2 separate regions of the Homo sapiens genome follow, and region 2 is linked to region 1. Evidence: read pairs that join two places in POLR2A ChIA-PET (ENCODE). Cell type or tissue: PC-9. All regions are shown on one strand. Links, peaks and the distances in the headings refer to the core of each region. The heading gives the core; the rest is flanking DNA. Region 1 overlaps RNF220 (ring finger protein 220). Region 2 overlaps RNF220 (ring finger protein 220).

Region 1 (12,217 bases), core at 1,909-9,908:
TAGAGGCCTGGCTCTCAGCCTGTCTTGGCTTTTGACATGCCGTCTTTACTGAGCGTAGTCATTTCCAGCTTTTGATTTAAAGTGAGAGATGTGTGGCTCTTTCTTTCACTTGAACATTGAGAGGTCCTTGTAGGGTTATTAATTGGCCTAATTTCAATATCGTTGTGTCTCAGAGAATACGGAGGCCCAAGGAAAGAGATGGGGAAATAGCTGGTCGGTGGAGCAGTCAGAACACACACAACGTTTATTAAGTGTGCCATCTTATATGAGTGTGGTTCATGGCACGCCAGATCAATTACAATGGTAACATCAAAGATCAAGAATTACCAAAATGTGACGCAGACACAAAGTGAGCACGTGCTGTTAAAAAAATGGCACTGATAGATTTGCTCAACACAGGGTTGCCACAAACCTTCAATTTGTAAAAAATGTAATGTCTACAAAGTGCAATAAAACAAGGTATGCCTGTACCGGTGAAAGGTGTGGAAAGAGACATTCGCATATATTGCTAATGAGAGTGTAAATTGGTTCAACCTCTATGGAGGGCAATTTGGCAATATCTATCAGCTCTTCCTGTACTGATATGGAAAGGTCTCTGATATATCTTGTGTCGTAAGTGAAAATGCAAGACGTGGAAGCGGAGTGCATTATTGCCTTTTGTGTGTGTTGTAGGAAGATAAACAGCTATATATATAAGTTATTGCTTAGGCAAGCCCTGGGAAGATATACAAGAAACTTTAATAGTACTTGCGTTTGGGGAGGGGAATTGAGCTGGAAAACAAGAGTGAAGGAAGATTTATTTTTCATTATATAATCTTTTGTATCTTTTAAATTTTGTTCCATGTAGAATAGAATTCTTTAGGCCAGGCGCAGTGGCTCATGCCTATAATTTCAGCACTGTGGGAGGCTGAGGCAGGTGGATTGCTTGAAGTCAGGAGTTTGAGACCAGCCTGGCCATCATGGTGAAACTCGGTCTCTACAAAAAAATACAAAAAAATTAGCCGGGCATGGTGATGCACACCTGTGATCCCAGCTACTTGAGAGGCTGAGGCACGAGAATTGCTTGAGCCTGGGAGGCGGAGGTTGCAGTGAGCCAAGATCACACCACTGCACTCCAGCCTGGGCAACAGAGCGAGACTCTGTCTCAAAAAAAAAAGAATAGAATTGTTTAGATGCCAAAAACAATATCAGAAGATCAACAACAAACTGGAAAACATATTACAACATAATATGACAAAGGGCTAATTTCTTTAATCTACAGAGAGTTTATAAATCAGTCTAAAAAATTAACAGAAGAGGGTAAAGGATATGAGAACTCATTTTAGAAAGAAATATAAATGGCCAATAATCATATGAAAAAGATGCCTAATTTATATATTATTAAAGGAAAGAAAACCCACAGGGAATCCTTTGGAGAAGAATTGAACTCTATTATTAGATGTGTTTAAGTAGAGAATAAATAACCAATTATTAAGGTTGTTGTTAAGGAGTCTCTTTGAATCATCTGATAAAGGAAAGGTTTCCAACATCTGAAGGAACTAATTCCTTCCAATCCGTAGGGTCTTTAATTCTTTATGGTACCCAGTGGAGGTGTATAGATAAGGCCAGGCAAACCAGCCTAAGAAAAGGAAGGGAAGGAAAATAATAGAAGTTCACCTAGAAAGCACAAATCTCAGAAATGGAAGGGATCTTGGAGTTCATTTTTCAAACCTCCCCCCTAATACATTTCCTCTTGGGACACAGTCCCAGATCTGCCACTTAACACCACTGAGCAAGTTTATTGGTATATTATTCATTCATTCATTCATTCACTAAATATTTACTGAGTTCCTTCTATGTGTGAGGCACAGTCCCTGTCCTCATGGAAACAGGCATTAGTCAAATGTAACATTGCAACTGTAGCAGGCACTGTGAAGAAGAATTATGCAGTGCTATGAGAGCCTGAGTATGATATTACCCAGACAAAAATTTTTGCAAAGTTGAACTGATTAGGATGAATAGGCGTTTAGGCAACAGAGAGGAAAAACAGTAGGCAGAGGCAATCGCAGGTGCAAAGGCCCTACCAGGAGGGATAGTGACAAGCACTAGGTTGAAAAAGACTGAAAATAGTATGAAAGTATAGTACGAGGTGAGGCTGCAGAGGAGTCTGACATTAAGGAGTTCTTACTCTTAAGAACAATGGGAATCCCTTAAAGGGTTTGAATGGGATGAAGGCGTAAAGGACACACATCCTGATCAGAGTCACATTTGAAACTATGTCTCTGGCTGCAGAGTAGAGAATGCATTGCAGGGAAACAAGAGCAGATGTGCAGAGGTGAGTAAGGAGGCAGATAAAGTAGACAGGAGATGATGGGTGCTTAGACCACCATGGTAGAAGTAGAGCAATGTGGACATAAGTGAGAGATGTTAGGAAGTAAAATTGTTAAGACTTGATGATGGATTCCATCTCAAGAGTGACAAAGAGGAAGGAAATATGTCAATAATGCTTCCTAAGATTTTGGCATGTGCAGTGGAATAGATGAGACAGATAACAATGGAAGAGAACTAAGTTTGGAAGGGAATCACAGTTCAGTTTAGAACATGCCAGCTTTGAGATGCTTTTGAGAGTACACATCAGTCAGTTGGCAACATTTATTTATGGAGTGTCTACTAAGTAGCTAGTAGTGGAATATACAGGTTTATTTATGTGTAAAAAAGAAAAATAAAATGGATACACACAATTCCCCCTTCTTCGAGACCCTTGCTGTTCCACTATTCTACTGTCTTCTCGCTTCTGTCATTGTCTGTTCTCTGACAGTCTCCACTCCTCCTCATTTGTTGGATGGAATGATCTGATCCCTCACATTTGTAGTTTCTTGGCCTGTTAATTTCTATAGACCTTTACCACCACTCCACTTCACTGTCCAGTCCCATGTCCACACTGTGAACCTCATCACTAAGAACTCATCAACCTTAAACTTCTTGCTCTCTAGCTGGACCCTTCTGTCCTTTTGGCTCTCTCATTTCCCTCCCGTCCTCTTCCTGCATCCTCCTCATTTACTTTCCTATTTCTTCCCTTCCTATTATTTCAAAAGCTTGCTGGAAGGATTTCCTCTCTATCGTGGCCTGACAAATAGGAGACATTCAATGAATACTTGAGAAGGTGACCTTCTCCGCTTCTTTATCTCCCATTCATTCCCAACCCACTGGACTTCAGCATTGACCTCCACCTCCACTAAGGCTGAGGCAGGGGGATCACTTGAGCTCAGGCATTCGAGGCTGCAGTGAGCAGTGACCCGCTGCTGCACTCCATCCTGTGTGACAGAGTGAGACCCTATCTCAAAAAAAAAGATAAAATTCACCATTTTAATCATTTTGAAGTGTACAAGTCATTGGCTGAGTGCAGTGGTTCATGCCTGTAATCCTAGCACTTTGGGAGTCCGAGGCTGGTGGATCACCTGAGGTCAGGAGTTCGAGACCAGCCTGGCCAACATGGCGAAACCCCGTCTCTACTAAAAATACAAAAATTAGCTGGGCGAGGTGTTGGGTGCCTATAATCCCAGCTACTCAGGAGGCTGAGGCGGGAGAATCGCTTGAACCTGGGAGGCAGAGGTTGTAGTGAGCCAAGATCGTGCCACTGCACTCCCAGCCTGGGTGACAGAGCGAGACTCCATCTCAAAATAAAATAAAGTGTACAAGTCAGTGGTTTTTAGTATAATCACAATGTCATTCAACTATCACCACCCTCTAACTCTGGAACATTTTCATCACGCTATAAAGAAGACTCATACTGGCCAGGCACAGTGGCTCATGCCTGTAATCCTAGCACTTTGGGAGGCTGAGGTGGGCGGATCACCTGAGGTCAGGAATTCGAGACCAGCCTGGCTAACATGATGAAACCCTGTTTCTACTAAAAATACAAAAAATTGGCTGGGCGTGGTGGCACATGCCTGTAATCCCAGCTTCTTGGAGCCTGAGGCAGGAGGATCACTTGAGCCCGGGAGGCAGAGGCTGCGGTGAGCCGAGATCGCACCATTGCACTCCAGCTTGGGCAACAAGAACGAAACTCCATCTCAAAAAAAAAAGAACAAAAAACAAAAACAAGAAGCCCTGTACTTCTCAATTCCCCCTCTTCTCCATCTCCTGGCAACCACTAATCTGCTTACCATCTCTGTGGATTTACCTATTCTAGACATTGCACATAAATAAAATCATAAAACCTGTGGCCTTTTGTGTCTAGCTTGTTTCTCTTAATATAATGTTGTCAAGTTTTACTACTATTGTAGCATGTTTCAATACTTCATTCCTTTTTATGGTTTAATAGTATTCCATTGTATGGATGTACCATATTTGGTTTAGCCATTCATCAGTTGATGGAATGGATCTTGTTTCCACCTTTTGGCTATTATAATAATGTTGCTGTGCACATTGCTGTACAAGTTTTTGTGTGGACATATGTTTTCAGTTCTCTTGGGTATATATCTAGGAGTGGAATTGCTGGGTCACGTGATAACTGTATGTTTAACATTTTGAGGAACTGCCAAACTCTTTTCGATAGCCACTGCACCATTTACACCATTCCTGCATCAGCCTTGCATGAGGGTTCCAGTTTTCCTGGGTGCCACTTATTTTCTGGTTTGTTTTTTTGTTATGTTTTGTTTGGGATTTTAAAAAATAGCCATCCTAGTGGGTGTAAAGCAATATCTCATTGTGGTTTTGATTTGCATTTCCCTAGTGACTAATGATACTGAGCATCTTTTCATTTTGGGGCCGTTTGTGTATCTTCTTTGAATGTAGAGTCTTTTTGAAAGGCAATCTCATCAGGTTGCTTCAGTACTGAACATTTTGAATGGTTCCCAATTGCCTACAGGATAAAATAAACATTTCTGAGTGTGCCACACAAGGCCCTTCAGGATCTGGCCTCAGCCTTCCGGTCCAACAGCTTCTGTCACTCTCCTTCTCACACTTTCTGTTTTAGCTGTGTTGAACTGAGGAGAGGTGGGGATATTTTGCTTTTGTTTCCTTTTTTTGTCAAACTAGTCTGCAACAATAGAGGATGTCAACCAAAGTTAAGGAATGCAGTGAGCTGGGCCAGCAGGGTGACGGGATGGGTGCGCGTGCCTGTGGCTCCCTGCCACCTTGCCTTTCTCCCTCTGATCCTTCTTGCCTTTTGCTTCTCGGCAGCACTCACTTTGCCCTAACTAGGTCACATACGTTCCGGACAGGATGATATTCATGTCTCTAGACCATACTGGAAGGTTCTGGCTTTGAGGTTTTCCTGGGCTGTGAGGTGTGTGTTTCCCCACGTCCTCTGCTTTCCTGGGACTACACTAGGCAGGGCAGGAGGAGGCAGGTGGGCAGAGGAATAGCAGCCGTTTGTTCTGGAGGCCCCTTCCTTCTCCCGTCTTGACTGCAAAGGGCTGGAAAGTCAGCTTCTATTGTGATTAAGTTATAATTTAAGGCAGTGAACATGTGCTCTGCTGGCGGCTATAAAGATTCAAATCATAAAGTTTTACAGTGGAACGGTTTCTGTAAAAGCATCGTTAGGAAGTGGGAACCATGCCTTTAATTCTTATGACATATGGGACTGCCTGGTTTGTTTTGGTTTCAGTGGAGTTTAGTAGGGTGATGGTCTGACTAATTAAAGTCAGACCTTCTTCCTCTCCACAATGCGGTGCCCCATCACAGGACAGTGTAGAAAGGTGGAACTTTTCTCCCCATCTCAGCTCATCAGGGATGGCGGGGGCGGGGGGCGGGGCGGGTCTCAGAAATCAGGAGTAACTCTTTGAAAACTAAATAGTTTAAAATCTCTTCCAACTTACTAGGCTTCATTTCTTGGGGAGTCTATGTGTTCCTCTGTTCCTTTCTGGCCAGGGGCAAACCTCAACAGTGAACCAAGCCTGATTGAAGATAATTTCCTTCAGAGGGGTCAGCTGAGAAGATAATTGGGCTCTGTAACTAGGTCAATGGTAGAAACAAAGAGAATAATAATATCGTAGCTATCTCATCCAACTTCCACCTAACTTACATGCCTGGTTAACCGACACTCTGTATATCCTGTATAAAACATTCTAACTGATGCCCACGACATACTATTGGCTGATGGTTTTGCTAGTATACAGTATGGCCACTTACTGCCATTCCCATGCGTTATCTTGTGTGCTTACCATAACTCAGCTGTACTTGTTTCTAAGCCTCTTTATACCAGTGCTAGTTATTATTGCAATTACCTAATTTCATTAAGTACAGTCGGCCTTCTGTATTCACAGATTCCGCATCCACAGATTCTACCAACCACGGATCAAAAATATTCAAGAAAAAAAATAAAAAAATAATAATAATAGACCGGGTGTGGTAGCTCACGCCTATAATCCCAGCACTTTGGGAAGCTGAGGCAGGTGGATTACCTGAGGTCAGGAGTTCAAGACCAGCCTGGCCAACATGGTGAAACCCCGTCTCTACTAAAAATACAAAAATTAGCTGGGCCTAGTGGTGTGTGCCTGTAATCCCAGCTACTTGGGAGGCTGAGGCAGGAGAATCGCTTGAACCCGGCAGGCGGAGGTTGCAGTAAGCCGAGATCACGCCATTGCATTCCAGCCTGGGTGACAGAGCGAGACTCTGTCTCCAAAAATAATAATAATAATAATAATAATAATAATAATAATAATAATAATAGGCTGGGAGTGGTATGGCTCACACCTGTAATCCCAACACTTTGGGAGGCCAAGGAGGGAGAATCGCTTAAGACCAGGAATTCAAGACCAGCATGGGCTGCACAGCAAGACCCTGTCTCTTCAGAAAATTTAAAAATTAGCTGTGTGTGGTGGCATGCACCTGTAGTCCCAGCTACTTGGGAAGCTGAGGCAGGAATGTCACTTAAGCCCAGGAGTTCCAGGCTGCAGTGAGCTATGATCACACCATCGCACTCCAGCCTGGGTGACAAGGCGAGACCCTGTCTCCGAAAAAATAAAAACAAAAACAACAATACAAAAATAAATATAAATATAAATATAAGAACTATTTACATAGCATTTGCATTATGTTAGGTGTTGTAAGTATCTAGAGATTATTTAAAATATACAAAAGGATATGTGAAGGTCATATGAAAATACTATGCCACCTTATATAAGGGAATTGAGCATCCAAGTGTTTTGGTGTCTGGAGGGTCTCCTGGAACTAATCCGCCATGGATACGAAGGGACAACTGTATTTTGTAAACGCAGTGATATACAATTGGAGAATTTTTTTTTTCTATGAAAGCCAAGTTGAAAATTATGGCGAATCCCTAAAATAATTGCTGTTGAAAGATATGTGGGTAAGACTGAGGAAAAAAAAATCACAACAGTCTAGGAATTTGCACTCTAATTGCTTTAAGTTCTTGTTCCACTAAAAACTAAAATTGTAGACAATGTGTTTTGGGTGTGATTTATGCAGGAAAGATCTGAAAAGCCAGTCAGCAGACACATACCTTTGGCCCTACATCAAAAACTTGGAGAATGAATCTATATTTATATTTTTTAAGTTAAAATAAAATGTTCAGGCTGGGCGCGGTGGCTCATGCCTGTAATCCCAGCACTTTGGGAGGCCGAGGCGGGCGGATCACTTAAAGTCAGGAGTTCAAGACCAGCCTGGCCAACATGGTGAAACTCCGTCTCTACTAAAAATACAAAAATTAGCCGGCATGGTGGCGCATGCCTGTAATCCCAGCTACTCAGGAGGCTGAGGCAGGAGAATCACTTGAACCTGGGAGGCAGAGGTTGCAGTGAGCCGAGATCGAGCCACTGCACTCCAGCCTGGCAACAGTGTGAGACTCGGTCTCAAAAAAAAAAAAAAAAAAAAAGTTCAAGGTAAGTATATATCTCTGTTTAATGATATACAGGACTTTTCAGATTAATCATCCAATGCATTGAATAAGAGAGTTTCTCTGTAATAGGATTTATCATCTATTGGGTGCCATTATTGAGTGTATTAATCTCTACAGAGGCTGGGCGCAGTGGCTCACACCTGTAATCCCAGCACTTTGGGAGGCCGAGGTAGGTGGATCATGAGGTCAAGAGATCAAGACCATCCTCGCCAACATGGTGAAACCCTGTCTCTATTAAAAATACAAAAATTGGCTGGGTGTGTTGGCGCACACCTGTAGTCCCAGCTACTCAGGAGGCTGAGGTAGGAGAATCAGTTGAACCTGGGAGGCAGAGGTTGCAGTGAGCTAAGATCGCCAGCCTAGTAATAGAGCAAGACTCCATCTCAAAAAAAAAAAGAAAGAAAAAGAAAAAAGAAAATCAGTTGCAGAAGAATATATACAGTATGATATACATGCTTATAAAGTTCCAAAACAAGCAAAACTAAGCAATATATTGCTTAAGAACATATATATATATTTGGTAAGCTATAAAGAAAATAGGGACCTGAGGGGGAGAAAAATCTGAGATGCTAGTTCTGTGGGTGGGATGGGGAAGTAGGGACTTGGGGTCCAGAAGGAGCACATAAGAGATGCCAACTGTGAGTAGTCATGGTCTATTTCTTAAGTGGGATGGTGGTTCACAAATGTTCATTTTATTGGGCTTCATAACTTTCACGTAACTCATATATAATGTTTAATAAAAGTTTAATGCCTTGAAGAAGGAAAAGAAAATAGAAAAGTACGGAGATTAAAGTCAAAGATCTTGACTTGAAGAAATTTAGAGTTAGAAAAGCCAGAAAGCCAAACCTCCAGAAACAATGAGCTTAGCTGGGTAGTTGTACCGGGATCCATGCCCTGACTGCTGTTTCTACCCTGTCCTTAGGAGAAGATCTCCAGGCTTCCCAGGCCCTCTTTCTCTCACAGTGTGTGGTCTGTGGCCCTAGAAATATTGCAAAGACTGTTATTGAGACCTTGTAGTTGGGGCAGCAAATACTACAGGGAGGAAGCTTGAGAGAGCCTAGGGAAGGCAGATGTTAGAGTCACTGGGTTGTGGGCTTGCAACCATCAGGCTAGAGATAGCCTTGGGCTTCAGGTTTCTGTCACAGCCTTGAGGCAAGCTCTGTGTGTCTGTATGGGATTTTTGTGAGCGTGCTTGTGTTTTCAGGGTGGATAGACTAATCAAACTTTATGAAAAAGTTTGCTCTGGCCTTAGCAGAAACAGCAGATGGCCTGAGCTGCATCTTTGACCCAGAGTCCTAATGCTGGTCCAGAAGCAAGCAGGGAAAGTGTAAGCAAAGAGCCCATCAGTTATGTGTTTTGGCCAAATTGGTTGGTTAAGCTACCAAGCAAGCAACCTAATTCCTTGGGAAGCACAGCTCATTAGGAAGGGAACAAAATCATTCTTATTAAAAATAAGAGGAATGGAAAGAAATTGAATTACATTTTCTAAAGCTGCTCAAAGAGTATGCAAAGTGTTTCCTAACATATGCATATGAAGTTCATTCACTCACTTAAAAAATTCTTTCATTCAGTAAATATTTACTAGCAGTCCAGTATCCACCAGTCTTAATCCTACACTTTGGGAATGCATTGGTGAATAAATGAACATGGTCCCTTCCCTTGTAAGGCTTATAGTCCAGTGGGGAAAAGAAGTAAACATAGAATTATTTATTGTTACAAATGCGGATGAATGCTGTGAAATAAATCGCACAACTATCTAGAATAATAGGGTGATCTATCAAGAGTGGTCTCTGATGAAATGCATTTAAATTAAGAACTGAAGTTAAGGCCTGCAATGAGCAAGGACATTTCAAAAAGAAGGAACAGGTATTTTAATGGTCCTGAGGCAGAAAAATGCTTGTTTGCATTTGAAGAATGAGAACCAATCAGCTATTGCTACATAAAAAGCATCCACAAAAATCTCCTTTGCATACAACAGCACTTACTTCTCATGCATCTGTAGGTGATCTGATCTAAGCTCAGCTTGGCCAGGAACCTCTGCTCCTTGTAGTAGGTCTAATCCAAAGATGTTCATTCTGCAGCTTAGGCTGAATAGACAGTAGCTACCTGGGGAGAGCTCTTCTCTCCAGGAGGACCAAGCACACAAGTACATGCTTGGGTCACATCTGCTAATGTGCCATTAGCCAAAACAATCACAAAACTGAGTCAAAAGTCAAGAAGCAGGTAAACTTCTCCATGGAGGTAGTTGGGGAGTAAATGTTTTTGAACAATAATCTAATCTACAACAGTACATTTCTTTGTGAATATTCACATCCCTCCCACCTGCAAAATACATTCACCCACAATCCCAAGACTCCCCCAGTTTTTATTTCATTTATTTATTGAGACAGGGTCTCGCTCTGTCACCCAGGCTGGAGTGCAATGGCACAATCTCGGCTCACTGCAGCCTCTGCCTCCTGGGTTCAAGCGATTCTCCTGTCTCAGCCTCCCAAGTAGCTGGGATTACAAGGTATGCACCACCACACCCGGCTAATTTTTATATTTTTAGTAGAGACGGGGTTTCACCATGTTAGCCAGTCTGGTCTCAAACTCCTGACCTCAAGTGATCTCCCTGCCTCCGCCTCCCAAATGCAGCCTCCCCCAATTTTTACTCAAATCATGGTACTTGGCTTAAGATCCAGGATCTTATCATCTGTATATCAGGCCTAAATATGGTTTCTCTTGATCTGAAGACCTAAGAACTTAAAAAAATCCCATTCAACATACAGTGGTAGAATACAGGATAGCAGCAATAAATTATTCCATTCAAAAAAAAAAGGGAAGAACTGCCAGGCGTGGTGGCTTCTGCTTGTAATCCTAGCACTTTGGGAGGCCAAGGTGGGTGGATCACCTGAAGCTAGGAGCTCGAGACCAGCCTGGCCAACATGGTGAAAGCCCGTCTCTACTAAAAATACAAAAATTAGCTGGGCGTGGTGGCACATGCCTGTAGTCCCAGCTACTCGGGAGGCTGAGGCAAGAGAATCACTTGAACCTGGGAGGCAGAGGTTGCAGCAAGGTGAGATCATGCCACTGGACTCCAGCCTGGGCAACAGAGCGAGACTCTGTCTCTAAAAAAAAGAGAGAGAGAGAAATGAAATCAGAAATCGCCAGTCCATAGCAGTTCTGAAATTCTACTGGGCAAATGTTGACAGGTCCCACGGTCCTAGGGGTTGAGAATGCTCTCTGATTAGGCTCTGATTCTGGATCTCCCATCCATTGTTCCCCGTGGCTGTTGGTGCACTCCTCTGGAAGACCTTCCTTTTCTATCATCCTTGGACATCACCCATGGACACTTCTGAAAAAGATATTAAATAATTTTTGTGGGTGAGCAGCTTTTTTCAGCCTACTGCCTACTTGTAGAAATTTGGGGCCCCAGAAATCTTTTTACATCTTCAATAGTCTCTGTTTCTTTCCGTTGGAGCAGGCAGTCTTTCACCAATACAGCTCTCTCACAAACTTTGTGGATTTTTTTTTTTTTTTTTAGACAGAGTCTCACTCAGTCGCCCAGGCTGGGGTGCAGTGGCGCATTCTCGGCTCACTGCAACCTCCGCCTCCCGGGTTCACGCCATTCTCCTGCCTCAGCCTCCCGAGTAGCTGGGACTACAGGCGCCTGCCACCAGTGCCCAACTAATTTTTTATATTTTTAGTAGAGACAGGGTTTCACCGTGCTAGCCAGGATGGTCTCGATCTCCTGACCTCGTGATCCGCCCACCTCAGCCTCCCAAAGTGCTGGGATTACAGGTGTGAGCCACCGCGCTCGGCCAACTTTGTGGATTTTTATGTGTTTTATACTCATCAACTCTATGTACCACAAGCCACACCCACAATTTTTACAAGACAGAATCTACCGAGACTTAAGTACTGGGAATGTCAGGCTGCTGTAGAACCTTGCTCTTAAGTTTTCTACAAGCTTCATTTTCAGCTGCAAGAGCCTATTAGATGCCATCTGATTTCCTTCAGAGCTTAATACTCTTGATTTTGACTTCACCTGGAAACAGTATCGTTCTTGCCGCACTCTGGATTAGGTCTTTAGCCCCAGGATGGATCTTAATTTGAAAATCTCTTACTAGAGAGATTGGAGATGAGAAAGTTTTATTTTTCAACCCCACAAATTCTGGGTTCTCTATATTCCCACTGAATCCTGCTTGCAAACTAGCCAGTTTTCTGAGTTTATCACTTTCTTGTTAGTGCTTCATCAAATACAGCTAAAAGCAGCCAGCTCATGCTTGCAATGTTTTGCCTTAAGATCCCCTCCTTCACCTTTGCTAGTTTATAAGATACGTTTCCTGCCTTCCAAATTATTGTAGTTTAGTCACAAGTTTACCACTAAATAAT
Region 2 (12,907 bases), core at 1,808-9,807, 110 kb after region 1:
GGAGAATTGATTGAATCCGGAAGGCGGAGGTTGCAGTGAGCAAAGATCGCGTTACTGCACTCCAGCCTGGCCAACATAGTGAGACTACATCTCAAAAAAAAAAAAAAAAAGGCACTTTGGGAGGCCGAGGCGGGTGGATCACCTGAGGTCAGGAGTTCGAGATCAGCCTGGCCAACATAGTGAAACCCCATCTCTACTAAAAATACCAAAAATTAGCCTGTAATCCCAGCTATTCAGGAGGCTGAGACAGGAGAATCGCTTGAACCCGGGAGGTGGAGGTTGCAGTGAGTCGAGATCACGCCATTGCCCTCCAGCCTGGGCAACAAGAGCAAAACTCCATTTCCAAAAAAGAAGAAGAAGAAGGGAGTGATCTACTGAGCTCAAGTCACTGTCCGTGGAGTCCGGTGAGGATTACTGAGACTTAACCATCAGAACTGGCAAAAAGGGAACGCTTGTCAATCCCAGCCAGAGCGCTTTCAAGACAATATGAGAGGGGAAAAAGAGAAAATGATGAATATCAGTTTCTCTTTTGAATTTTGCTTCCAGAAGCAGATATATATATATATATACTTATACAAAGATTCATTATTCATGTGAGAAACATTTATTGAGGCTCTAATCTCTGCAGGTTCTATTCTAGGCTCCGTGTACCCAGAAGTAAGCAGCACAGTCCTTGCCCTTGGCTTCTCGCAAAGTAATCAGTGAATGAATGGGATGAAGCCTCACTTCTCCCACTGACAATTTTAGCTTCATTTTCATAGCTGTTCAAACAGATACTAGAAATCTGTGCCCTCTCTGTTTATGAAGTTCAGCATGTCCCAGCTTTTCTAACCTGTCCCTATTCCAAATGTTTTGACCTATTGCCATACCATGTAGTCACACTGGATTCTAATTTTTGATTTAGAAAATGTGGTCATTACTGGATTATTTCGAGAATCAAAAGAATCAAAGAACATCACTTCTGTGATGTGCTAAGTGCTCTATCAGTAGAAGGCATTATTCAAAACTGGCTTAGACTAGAGAGGCAGGTTCAGCCACTTCTTTCTTTGTGCATTCAGGGTAACCTGTACGTCCTTCCTTCCCAGCACCAATCTCCTTTCTTTTTAATGTGTTTTAAGGTATGTGCCTCTCATTCCAAATTGTATCTGACACAGGGCCTGGCACGCAGTCTAATTTCTCAGTAAAGATTTATTGAATTTCTGAATGGATGGATAAATGGTGGGGGCATAGACAAGTAGACAGCAAATTATGATTTAAGACAGAATGAAATGATAATTACCACCACTAACATTTTTTGAGGACTTACTATATACAAATCCAATGCTAGTTCCTTTACATGCATTCTCTCACATCATTCTCACAGCTACAACATGAGGTACATAGCATCGTGTCTCTTCCAGATGAGGAAACAGAGGCTCAGAGAGGTTAAATGACTTGCCCAAGACACCAAGGTCACCTGAAGACCTGGGAACTCCAGCTCGAGCAGCCCAGGCTGCTCACCCTGACCTAGCCAGAGGGTTACAGGAAATGTCCTTTGGCCCTTAGATTGTCCCTCCTTTGGTCCACTCAATTCAGAACCCAGACAATTGGCCATGAACCCACCACTTACGTCTTCACCCCTCCTTCATCAGGGCGGGTCAAGCTAGTCCAACCCTAGCAGCCGCTAGGAAGGAGCTGTCCAGAGCGTGGTTCATTCCTCTTTTATAGCCCTTGTCAAATTCCAAAGCAAGTCGTAAATTCATTAACCTCGTAGGGATTAAGCTGTGCAGCTTACTTAGCACCATAAACAAGATCATTGGGATGTTGATTTTCCCCTTTTATTGCTGCACTCAGGAAAGCCTAGCTGGCTCCAGCTCTGGAAATAGGAGTTGGCTCCCCTGAAGGTTGTCAGGATGGTGGGGAAACCCTAGCTGGCTGTCCCTCAGTAGTTGCAGGTACTGGAACGTGGGGCTCAGGTATATGTAGCCCAAGAATTGCTCCCCAAGCTTGTCTTGGCACAGCCAGAAGTAACATTTCTTTTTGTTTTTTGTTTGTTTGTTTGCTTTTTTCTTTTGAGACTGAGTCTCACTCTGTCGCCTAGGCTGGAGTGCAGTGGCGCCATCTCAGCTCGCTGCAACCTCTGCCTCCCAGGTTCAAGTGATTCTCCTGCCTCAGCCTCCCAAATAGCTGGGATTGCAGGTGCCTGCCGCCACGCCTGGCTACTTTTTGTATTTTTAGTAGAGACGGGGTTTCACCATGTTGGCCAGGCTGGTCTCGAACTCCTGACCTCAAGTGATCTGCCCACTTCCGCCTCCCAAAGTGCTGGGATTACAGGCGTGAGCCACCACGCCCAGCCCAGAAGTAGCATTTCTAATCCAGTTGCCTGAGCTGTCACCATGCATCCTAGGGAAAGGCAGAGGAGAGAAGCCCAAATGTCTACCCACCAGGTCACCTGGCTCTCCTGACAAAGATGGTATTAAGATGTCATCTCCCGTCTCCTGACTCCCCAGGCCCCGTGGGTTTCCTCTAGTGCCTCTCGTCCCCAGGTCTGTTTAACCCATCTATCTCTCCAGTAGACTAATGTCCCTCACTAGCAGGAACTGTTCCCTCTGCTAGCACTTGGGATCCCATTTCCTCATGTCCGTCTGAAGCCTGGCTCCAGCAGTGATCCTCTGTCCTGGAGCTCCAACTCTCTTTCATACACCAAAAAGAAAATCCAGACCCTGTGCTTCCTAAGACAACGGCAATCCCTCTCTCTCCTCCCTCCAACTTCTGGAACAGTGTCATGCCTGACATCTGTCTGCACTGCTTCCCTCCCATTCACTCCGTTAACCATGGCTGTTCTACCTAAGTCCCTACCTCTCCCTTGACCCTGCTTTTGCCAAGGTCAGCAACAACTTCAAACTATCAAATCCAATAGATGCATTTCAGTCATTTGTTTGTCATCTCTTACTCAGCAGATATTTAGTGGGATCCTAGGGGCTGGTGACACAAGAGTGAGCAAAACAGAACAAAGCAGAGACCACGAGAAGTTAAATATAGCACAGTGACCATAAGCACAGCCTCCACCTAGGTTCATACCTTGGCTCTGCTGTGTGACCTTGGGCAAGTTCCTTAACCTCTCTCTTTTTCTCATCTCTAAAATGGGATAATCATAGCACCGTTGGGAAGATTGTTGTGAGATTGTCTGACCTTTAGGTCAGAGCATGGTGCACAGCAGGTGCTCTGGCTATGTTTGGTTTAGGTAATTTGCCTAACATTATACCCTGGCAAGCAGCAGACCAGGCTGTAGACCCGAATCTACCTGACTCCAAAACCTTCACTCTCTGTTGTCATCAGGCTGCCTCCCTGTTCTTCCTGCCTCCCACCTCCACCCCCATTGCCCTGTGCTATTTGGGCTTTGCATAGGGTAGTTACCTGGAAAACATTTGTTTAATGTAATAATTTAATCAGTAGTTCTGTGTTTGGGGAGTCTAGGTAGTTATTTAATGGGAAGAAATGAGGTGGTGGAAAGGGAGCTGTTTTGAAGAGAAGATAATTATTTCTGACTTAACATGTTTCACTGGAGGTGACAATGGAGAGTCCAAATGGACATGTCCTTTGGGCAGTTGACAATTCGGTGTGGGCATTCAGGAGAGACATCAAATTGGAGGCAGGTTTGGGAGTCCTGGAAAGTTGACGTTCAAGAGGGTAAAAAGATAAATTCTCTAAGAGCAAAGGGCACAGCAGTGACAAGGTCCCCGGATCAGGTCAGTGGAAGAGGCATGAGGGACAAGGTAAGGATAGAGGGTGGTGTGGAAAGGAGGACAGGAGCGCTGAGGAAGAGCCCCAGATGCCTGAGGAGGGGGTCACAGCTCCAGGGACCCAGGGAGCTGCTGCGGATGACACCAGGACAGCGATAAGAGCTCCATCCCAGACGGTGGGGAAGGAAATGAGGCGACAGGCACAGGTCCTTGTTCCAGGAGGCAGACTAGAAGACAGAAGAAAGGAAGGAGATAGAGGAAGCGGCAAGGTCCAGGGAAGGGTTGGCCCTTTTAGGAGACAGTTACACACAACGTAGAAGACAGAGGAGAAAGGACCGCTCTCGTGGCAAAAATGCAAGAGCGAGAGGAATATCGCAAGGGCAAGGTCCCTGCTGAGGATGGAGAGAAGTGGCTCTAAGGGACAGTAGGCACTGGTTTTGGAGAAAAGACAAAAGTTCTGAAAATTGAGGGAAGATGGAAAATCAAGTGGAGGCAATGGATATTAAGCTGAAGAGAGAAGTGGCTAACTCCTTTTACATGGGGTTCTCAGTAACCGCATCATAACAATGATAATTAAAAGTTTATATATGAAATATTGTCCCCCTCCAGTCTCTACCGGAGACACCTCAACTGCCCTTGGATGGGCAGTTGATCCCTTAACAACATGGGCAAATTCCCCCTAATTCCCAGTTCCTTCTGTTTTTTTTAAAGTTGGTGCAGTTTGAAATTCCACTATTGTATCTTCTTCTCTTCTTCTTCCTTTTTTTTTTTTTTTTTTTTGAGACGGAGTCTTGTTCTGTCACCCAAGCTAGAGTGCAGTGGCACAATCTCGGCTCACGGCAACCTCTGCCTCCCAGGTTCAAGTCATTCTCCTGCCTCAGCCTCCCTACTAGCTGGGATTACAGGCACCCGCCACCACGCCTGGCTAATTTTTATATTTTTAGTGAAGACAGGTTTCACCATGTTGGCCAGGCTGGTCTCAAACTCCTGACCTCAGGTGATCTGCCCACCTCAGCCTCCCAAATTGCTGGGATTACAGGCATGAGCCACCACGCCCGGCCACTGTTGTATCTTCTTTAAGGCATTTTTCCCCTTCTCTTCATCACCTTGTGGCAAGGAGGGGGTGGAAAGAGATGGGGAACATTCCCGCCCCCTCTGTGCTGGCCTCGGCTCCTTTGACAGGGAAGAGGGAGGGGGTGGAATGGTCTCTCTTGCCCCGCAGGCTGCTGTAGTCTAGCTCTCTGGTGGTATTAGTTTCCCTGGCCAACAGACAGGCATCAGGGTTCTCTGTAGGGCTGGTTCTCTTCTAGGGCACATGTGTTCCGATAACTTAACCTGCTTGAGCCTTTGTTTCCTCTTCTGTAAAATGAGTAGCTCTGGCTTGGACCGGCCTTACAGGGGCAGTGTTAAGGATTAGACAAATGCTTGTAAAGCACCTTAGACACAGTGCTTGCTCCACAAATGAACTCCCATTACCAGATGCGTGCGTGAGATAGCTCCTGGCATGAATGTGCATTTGCGGCTATGTCCAGATGTGTGTGTGTACCTGTGTGTGCAAGGGAGAGTTATGTGTGGGCTGGGGATGGGGCACCCTTGTGAGTCAGCTATTGCCTGTGTCATTGCCTACAGCTGACCCCGAGGCCATAAATCCTGCCTCTGTACCCGCTAGAGTGAACACCTTATAGCCCAAGGTCAGGCCCATGAATCATAAGCGGCGCTGGCAGGAAGCAATCAGGCAGGGCTGGGTAGAGCTGGGCAAGAGAAGGTCCCAGTATTTGGACCACTTGAAGAGGAGCCCTGGGCATATCCTGCAATCCTGATCTCTGGGAGCCGGGCTGTTCTCAGCAGGACGGCAGCTCCCATGGAGGCTCGCTGGCAGGGAGCCCTTCTCTACTTGACCGCATCTCTCCTGCTGGGGCTGCCAAGCGGCAGACCTGCCCTGCCAAGACAGGCCTGTCCTGCATCCCGGGCACCAGCACGGCCAGTAGGCGAGCTGCTCTTCAGGCCTTTCCCTTGGAGGCTTCAGAGTCCTTAGCCCAGCACGCTCAGCCTGGTGGATGTGGAGTAGCCGCCCTCTAAGCCAGATGATTTTATTTCTTCTTTGCCTTTCCAATCTGTCTTGGGGAAAGTGGCCCCAATAAGGCAGTCCTTTCACTCTGAAACCTTTTTATGACTCCAACCATAATTAACTCGAGTAATAAAATTTTTCAAATCCAAATAGATATAATTAACATTTAATGCCCCTGGTTGGTGCTGGTAGCTGGGCCCATTAAGAGCACAGTATTGATTGAGAAGGTGAGCCAGCTGGGCCGACTGCTGGGCCAGGGGGCAGAGGTGGCTGGAGCTTAGGGCTGGCTATGAGCAGGGCCCCAGCACAGGTGTGAGGAGGGTGGCAGGTGACCAAACCCCAACCCTACCTGGGGTTCAGGTCATGACTACCGAGGCTGGGGTGGACTTCTTCCTGCCATCAGTTTCTAGTGGCTCTCCCACCTTCAGACTCTGCCATCTCAGGCCTCTCCTGCCATGAAGTACTTCTCCACCAACCCTCACCCTGCCTGTCATGTGCCTGAGGCCTGCCTCCTCTCCTAGAATTTATCAGGCTTCCCAGGACAAGGCTGTGTCTTCTCTCTGAGGGGCCCCCTGGCTCCAGGGCATGCCCCTTCCCACTATTTCTCCTTTCTGACTTGCCTGCTCAGCTGTGTGCTGCAGGTTGAACTTTAAACCCACTGGTCAGATGAAAAGCCATATCTGTCTTCTAGACATGACTTACACCTCCCACCAAACTTCACTTTCCCCAGGAAGCTATACAGTGAGACAGTGCCAGAAGCATTCATTTGAATCCCAACCCTCCATTTCCCAGCTGTGTGACCTTCGGCAAGTCACCATGTTTCCCTGAGCCCCAGTGTTCTTATCTGTGAAATAGGTATAACAAGAATATCCACCTCCTGGCCGGGCGTGGTGGCTCACGCCTGTAATCCCAGCACTTTGGGAGGCCGAGGTGGGCGGATCATGAGGTCAGGAGATCGAGACCATCCTGGCTAACATGGTGAAACCCCGTCTCTACTAAAAATACGAAAAATTAGCCAAGCGTGGTGACGGGCGCCTGTAGTCCCAGCTACTCGGGAGGCTGAGGCGGGAGAATGGCGTGAACCCAGGAGGAGGAGCTTGCAGTGAGCTGAGATCATGCCACTGCACTCCAGCCTGGGTGACAGAGCGAGACTGCATCTCAAAAAAAAAAAAAAAAAGGAATATCCACCTCCTAAAGGTGGAGTCATAACAGTCTTGACCTCACTTAGGTTTCACAGGATTCCCAGGTCATAGGAATTACTGTCTCCATTTTACATGGAAAAACTGGCTTAAGGAGGCAAAATCCTCATCCCTTGTGTCTTATATTTCTGTCTCTACCAATAGTTAATTTAATATATGTTTATAAACAACACCTAAGCTGGGACTACAAAGAATATGATGATTCCTTGACTCAAGGTGCTCGTGGTCTGGGGGTATGAGGCAGGGAGAAGGGGTGCACACAATCAGCTGGTTTAAGTTAAGGCTGCACGGGAGGTGAGCAGGCTCTGGACCCTGGTGCAAATTAAGATGCAAAACGCTACAGGAAAAATGGGTGAAGGTCATGGGCCCAAGGCAAAGCCAGATATGGGGATGGACAGGGCACAGTGGGGCTGATGTGTGTGGTTCTGTGGCAGTGCGGATGCTGGCCCAGGTATGGTCTTCAGAGCATGCGTTTTCTGTGATGATCCCTGAGCCAAGGAGCAGGCTGGTACCAGGATTCACAGGTGTGGTTTAGGACATCCCAGCTCATCCACTCAGCATGTTAGAAGGACCAGCCTTCCAGGCAATCACTCATATGAGGCCCTTTGGTGAGCTGGGCAGCCCAAGCCCTGCTGGGCAAGGAAAGTCCGGGGAGGGGCTGAAATCCTTCCTCCATCCAACTTTGCTACTACTGTGTCCCCCTGCTCCCAAGCTTGTGGTCCTGTGCTCTCCATGATCTCAGTATTCTCCATCCTTCACGGGGCTTCCTCTCAGTGGTACTTTCCCAGCCTGCAGGAGCCCCATGCTTCCTCAGAGCTCTCATGGCTCAACAGTGGCTTTATATGTAGGGCCCTGAATACATCCTGCTTTAGGCTAGGTCTTGCATTGAACTAAACTTGGGTGATTCTCTGCTGTGTCCGGTTCCCCGCTCCCCAGAATGTTTGCCCCTGGCAGGCTCTGTTCTTTCAGTCCAGCTCCATGCCCAGTGCTATTACTCAGGAGGCCATGGGGAGTGGATGCCGCTGATACCAGAGATGATGAATAGGAAGCGGGGGGGCCAGGGAGGATTCATTCACCTTCCACTAATTCATTCATTTGATGTCACTCACTGTGCCAGGCCCTGTTAAAGAAATAGACAAGTAAAAGTGTAATCACAATTAGGGAAGTCTTGGGGGCTAGAGGACACACAATCTAGCCAGATGCTTCTGATAGTACTGCCTCCTAGAAGAGTTAACCTTGAAGCTGAGCCCTGGAAGATAGTTTTCCAGGCAGAGGGAACAGCATGGTTTTTGTTTTGTTTTGTTTTTTGCTGTTTGGTTTTTCTTTGAGATGGAGTTTCGCTCTTATCACCCAGGCTGGAGTGCAGTGGCATGATCTCAGCTCACTGCAACCTCCGCCTCCTAGGTTCAAGCGATTCTCCTGCCTCAGCCTCCCGAGTAACTGGGATTACAGGCACCCACCACGCCATTTTTATATTTTTGGTAGAGACAAGGTTTCACCATGTTGGCCAGGCAGGTCTCGAACTCCTGACCTCAGATGATCTGTCCACCTCCGCCTCCCAAAATGCTGGGATTACAGGCATGAGCCACTGCACCCAGCCAGGAACAACATGTTTAAAGACCCATTTGAGAAACCAAAAGAATTCAGTGGGACCAAGACAATGGTGTGCAAGGTGAGAGGCAGCAAGAGAGGAGGCTGGCAGGTCACCTATCGTCCATGCGCAATGCCCTTGCAGGCCTTGCTAAGGAATCTAAGTCCTTTCAAGTCCCAGAGCCATTATGCACTTGCAGTGGGACTTAGGTATCTTGCTTGACTTCTCTGAGTCTTGGTTTTATTCTTACTAAGTGAGGTCAGTAATTCCAGCTACGTCCGCCATGTCTAAGGATCCAACTGCCTTGTGCTGGGCCAGTCCCTGGCTTATTAGGGTGTGGTTAGAGGCATGGCCAGAGCGTGAACTTCTGCAAAGGAATATTCTAGTCACAAGCCACAATTTCCTGTCTAAATATTGAGGGGGCAACAACATGGTCTATAAGTCCTCCCGGCTCTGAAATGCCCGCAGAAAGAAGGCCCATGGGAGGCCCCACTCACCTTTAGAGCCTGGACCCTCTCACTCCTCTGTCCTCCTCCTCCTCCAGCCATACTAGTCCTGCTGGGCTGCCTCTGGGCCTTTGTCTTAATTTTCACTCCACTCTTCCTTCTCTTGCCATCTGACACTCCAGACTTCTCTCCTCCAGGAAGCCCTCTCCACCTCCGAGCCCTGACCTCCTCCTCCTCCTCCTTACTCCTCACTTCATCCTCACAGTGGTATCTTAGGTGCTCAAGCCGTCCCCCATCCTGTGAGCTTCTGAGCCTGGGCCTCACTCCTTACTCCACACCCCCAGAGGACTGGCCCACAATCTTTGAGGGTGTTCCAGGACTAAGTTTGGAAAAGGACATGATAAAAATGAAAGGAATGAGAGAAGAAGGAAGGGAGAAACAGACCAACAGACAGAGAGAGAGAGGGCGAGGGAAGGCTCTGCCTCAAGCCAACCCAGCCTCAGTCGTGGTATACTTCCCCGAATTCCTTCCCGCAGCACCACTCTGTGCTTAGAACCAAGAGCTAGGAGAGCAAGGGAGCCTGGGACTGGCACTTTTCAGCTAGGGGGAGCTGGTGGTGGCAGGGCAGAGAGGCCCATTGCGCAGCTGGTAACAGGCTGTGCCTGGCCAGGCCTCCCAGCTGCCCCTCTGTCTCAGGCCCTTATTGCACACAACATCCAGCCCAGCCCCCTACGCAGCTGCCTTCCTCATGACACAGCCCTGTGTTGTCCTGTTGGCCACTGACCACTGTGCCTGGGGAAGGGCCAGGCCTTCCTGGGAGGAGGAACTCGAGAGCCTGTGGGCTCCCAGGTTGGCAGCCCCCGCCCTCTGCACTCCCAGGCCCATACCTGCTCTGTGATTCCCCGCTTGGGGCAGGAAGGCATGCTGAGAGCCACTCTGCAAGTCCCTGTGCTTCAGGTGGTACACGCTCCTCTCATTCATTTGTTAAAGCAAGGTGGGGGTGAGTATTATCATCCTCAGTCTCTAGGTGGGGAAAAGAAGACTCGGATGGGTTACAGCAGTTGCCCAAAGACACATGGCTAGCCATGCTTCCAGGTGCTTTCAAGACCAGGTCTCCCCGAGGCCAAAGCTCATGTTCTGCCCTCCCAGCTCTTTGCCTAACTCCTGTTCCCTATGACAGCCCAGCCCTGGCCCTCGCATTCTGCCTACAATGGAGCCACCAGGATAGGACGCAGGGAGTGGGAGTAGAGGGGGATGCCATGTGGAGAGAAATGAGGATATAAGCTTGAGGAGAGAGGAAGGAGTTTTTGATGGGGGGGATGGGCCCAGAGCTGCCATGGTGTCTCTACAGCTCTCTCTTTTGGTCACAGAAGCCCAGCAGGCAGACACAGAACAGATCCAGGAGCAGACCATACCCAATCTTCTCTCCCAACACAGGCCCAAGCCTGAGCCAGCCCACAGGGACCCACCAGTTTGTTTGGCAAAGCCCTTTTCCCTGTTCCATCCCATGCCCTAGACCCGCAGAGGGCAGCAAGAGATGAGACCCACTGTCCTATCACAGTCCTGATAAGGATTTCTTTGACCAGATGTTTTCAGTGTAGGAGTCAGAACACAGCATCGGACTATTAGGAGCCCAAAGTTTCATTTTTAAGCTTTCGACCAACATGACCTCAGGCAACTTTTACCTTTCCCTATCTAAAGAAATTTTTCATATCTAAAGTGCTAAATATCACAAGATATCAATAATAATAACAGGCCAGGGTGGTGCCTCATGTCTGTAATCCCAGCATTTTGGGAGGCCAAGGCAAGAGGATCGCTTGAGCCCAAGAGTTGAAGACCAGCCTGGGCAACATAGTGAGAGCCTGTTTCTACAAAAAATAAAAACTACCTGGGCATGGTGGCACAGGCCTGTATCCCAGCTCCTCAGGAGGCTGAGGTAAGATGATCATCTGAGCTCAAGAGTTCGAGGGTTCAGTGAGCTAGGATCGCCACTGCACCAGCCTGGGTGACAGAGTGAGACCCTGTCTCAAAAAAATTTTTAAATGATATAAAATAAAATAATTGCACTCTTAAAAATCACAAAATATGAGACTTAAAAGGGATAAACTCTTGGCCGGGCATGGTGGCTCACGCCTATAATCCCAGCACTTTGGGAGGCCAAGGCGTGGGTGGATCATTTGAGGTCAGGAGTTCAAGACCAGCCTGGCCAACATGGTGAAACCCTGACTCTACTAAAAATACAAAAATTAGCCGGGCATGGTGGTGGGCACCTGTAATCCCAGCTACTTGGGAGGCTGAGGCAGGAGAATCGCTTGAGCCTGGGAGGCGGAGGTTGCAGTGAGCTGAGATGGCACCACTGTACTCCAGCCTGGGTGACAGAGTGAGACCCCATCTCAAAAGAAAAAAAAAAAAGGGATAAACTCTTATAGTCCAGCTTGAATAACAACCTACCACCCCTGCAGGAATCCGCTTCTGCACTACCCAGAAGGGCCAGGCAGTGGACAGAAAAAGAAAAGTGAAAGGCCCCCAAGAGAAACTTTGATTTGAAAAGAAAAGCCCTGGAGGGCGCTTTGCCTCCCCCCCTCCCTCCTTGTTACTTCATTCCCTCCTCCTCCTTTCACTCCCTCCATCCTACCCCCTTCACCTGCACTTGGGACTGGGCTAATGGACATGCTTCCTCCCAGCCTTCCCCACGTCCCAGGAAGTGGAGCCCATCGGGCAGAGCAGAGCCGTACGGGGTAAGGCAGAGACAGAACTTTCCCCAACAGAAATGGCCTTGCAGGGAGAGTCTGGGAGAGCAGGGAGAGCCTGTTCTCAACTAGACTGCCAAATTGCTCTTTTCCTTTGTCTGGAGCAATGCCTGAGCTCCCTTGCTGAGTTCTGTAAGAGCCTGATCCAGGCATGTGTCCCCAGACCCTATTGCCCCACCGCCCTGGCTCAGGCTGGTATCCAGAAGAAGGTATGGCAGAGGACCAGGAAGGTTATCAGAGAGGCTAAGGGGGCATTCGGTCTTGGGACAGGACTGAAGCAATCAATAGCCCATTGGGAACTGGGGTTAATTTGGGGAATTTGGATTGGATTGGATTGAAGTTTAGGACTTGGGCTAGGAGGTAGGGCTGGGTTGGTTCAAAGTACTGGAGTTAGGTTTAGGTTCAGAGCTTCTCTAGAAACTGCCCAACTCATGCTGGTCTAGCTAAGCCCATCTCCAAAAAAAGAGGGGGCTCTACCCTTGGCCTCTGATTCGGGGCTTTATTTAAAGACATAGGAGTGAGGGTGAAGATTGGCTTTGGAAGACAGCAGAGCCAGTGCCTCCCCACTATGGAGCCGTTTAGTTAGGACCTTGCCACTCAAAGAGCATCCACAGACCCGCAGCACTGGTCTCACCTAGGAGCTTGGTAGAAATGCAAAATCTAGGATCCACTCTAGAGCTGCTGAATCAGAATCTGCGTTTTAGATTAACCTCCAAGTGTTCCATGGACACTTAAAGAAAGTGTGAGAAGCCTGGTGAAGGCTCTGAGTGAAGGAAGGCCCGAGGTAGGGGTGGGAGGCCAAAGGGCACCCAACACCTCGGCCGGCTCCGGGGCCCCTGCCTAACACCCCCTCCCAGTGCTGGAGCCACAGCGACACCTACTGGCCACGGACACCTAGGCCACCCCCTCCAGGACGCCCGGGCCCTGTGGTCCATCTGGCCCAGCCAGTCCTGCACCCTGAAGCTGGCATTCCTGAGTTCTGGGAATCTGGCTCCCCGGGACAGACTAGGGGAGCAGGTACAGGATGGGCCAGGGCTCAGTGCACAGCAGGGTTGTGTGCAGGCTGGGGCTCTGGGGCCTCAGTGTGAAGAAGACAGGATCAGTAAGCAGGTGTTTTCTCAGGGACATGAT

The links. Peaks named below come from ENCODE experiments on the same cell type or tissue, not always from the same donor. Only the 100,000 strongest peaks of a DNase experiment are listed, where the experiment ranks them.
Region 2: POLR2A ChIA-PET joins it to region 1 with 8 read pairs; 3 of 35 experiments call an interaction of 5 or more read pairs at or near these places.

The regions. Positions count from the first base shown.
Region 1 is chr1:44,467,771-44,479,987 of GRCh38, forward strand. The region is part of intron 2 of RNF220 (ring finger protein 220); the gene reads left to right. Among named protein-coding and RNA genes, the nearest start is that of RNF220, 69 kb to the left of the region's middle. In PC-9, for the core only: no CTCF peak of the experiment used is centred there; no DNase peak of the experiment used is centred there.
Region 2 is chr1:44,582,664-44,595,570 of GRCh38, forward strand. The region is part of intron 2 of RNF220 (ring finger protein 220); the gene reads left to right. Among named protein-coding and RNA genes, the nearest start is that of MIR5584, 44 kb to the left of the region's middle. RefSeq lists a silencer at 12,580-12,751. In PC-9, for the core only: no CTCF peak of the experiment used is centred there; a DNase peak (open chromatin) is centred at 5,358.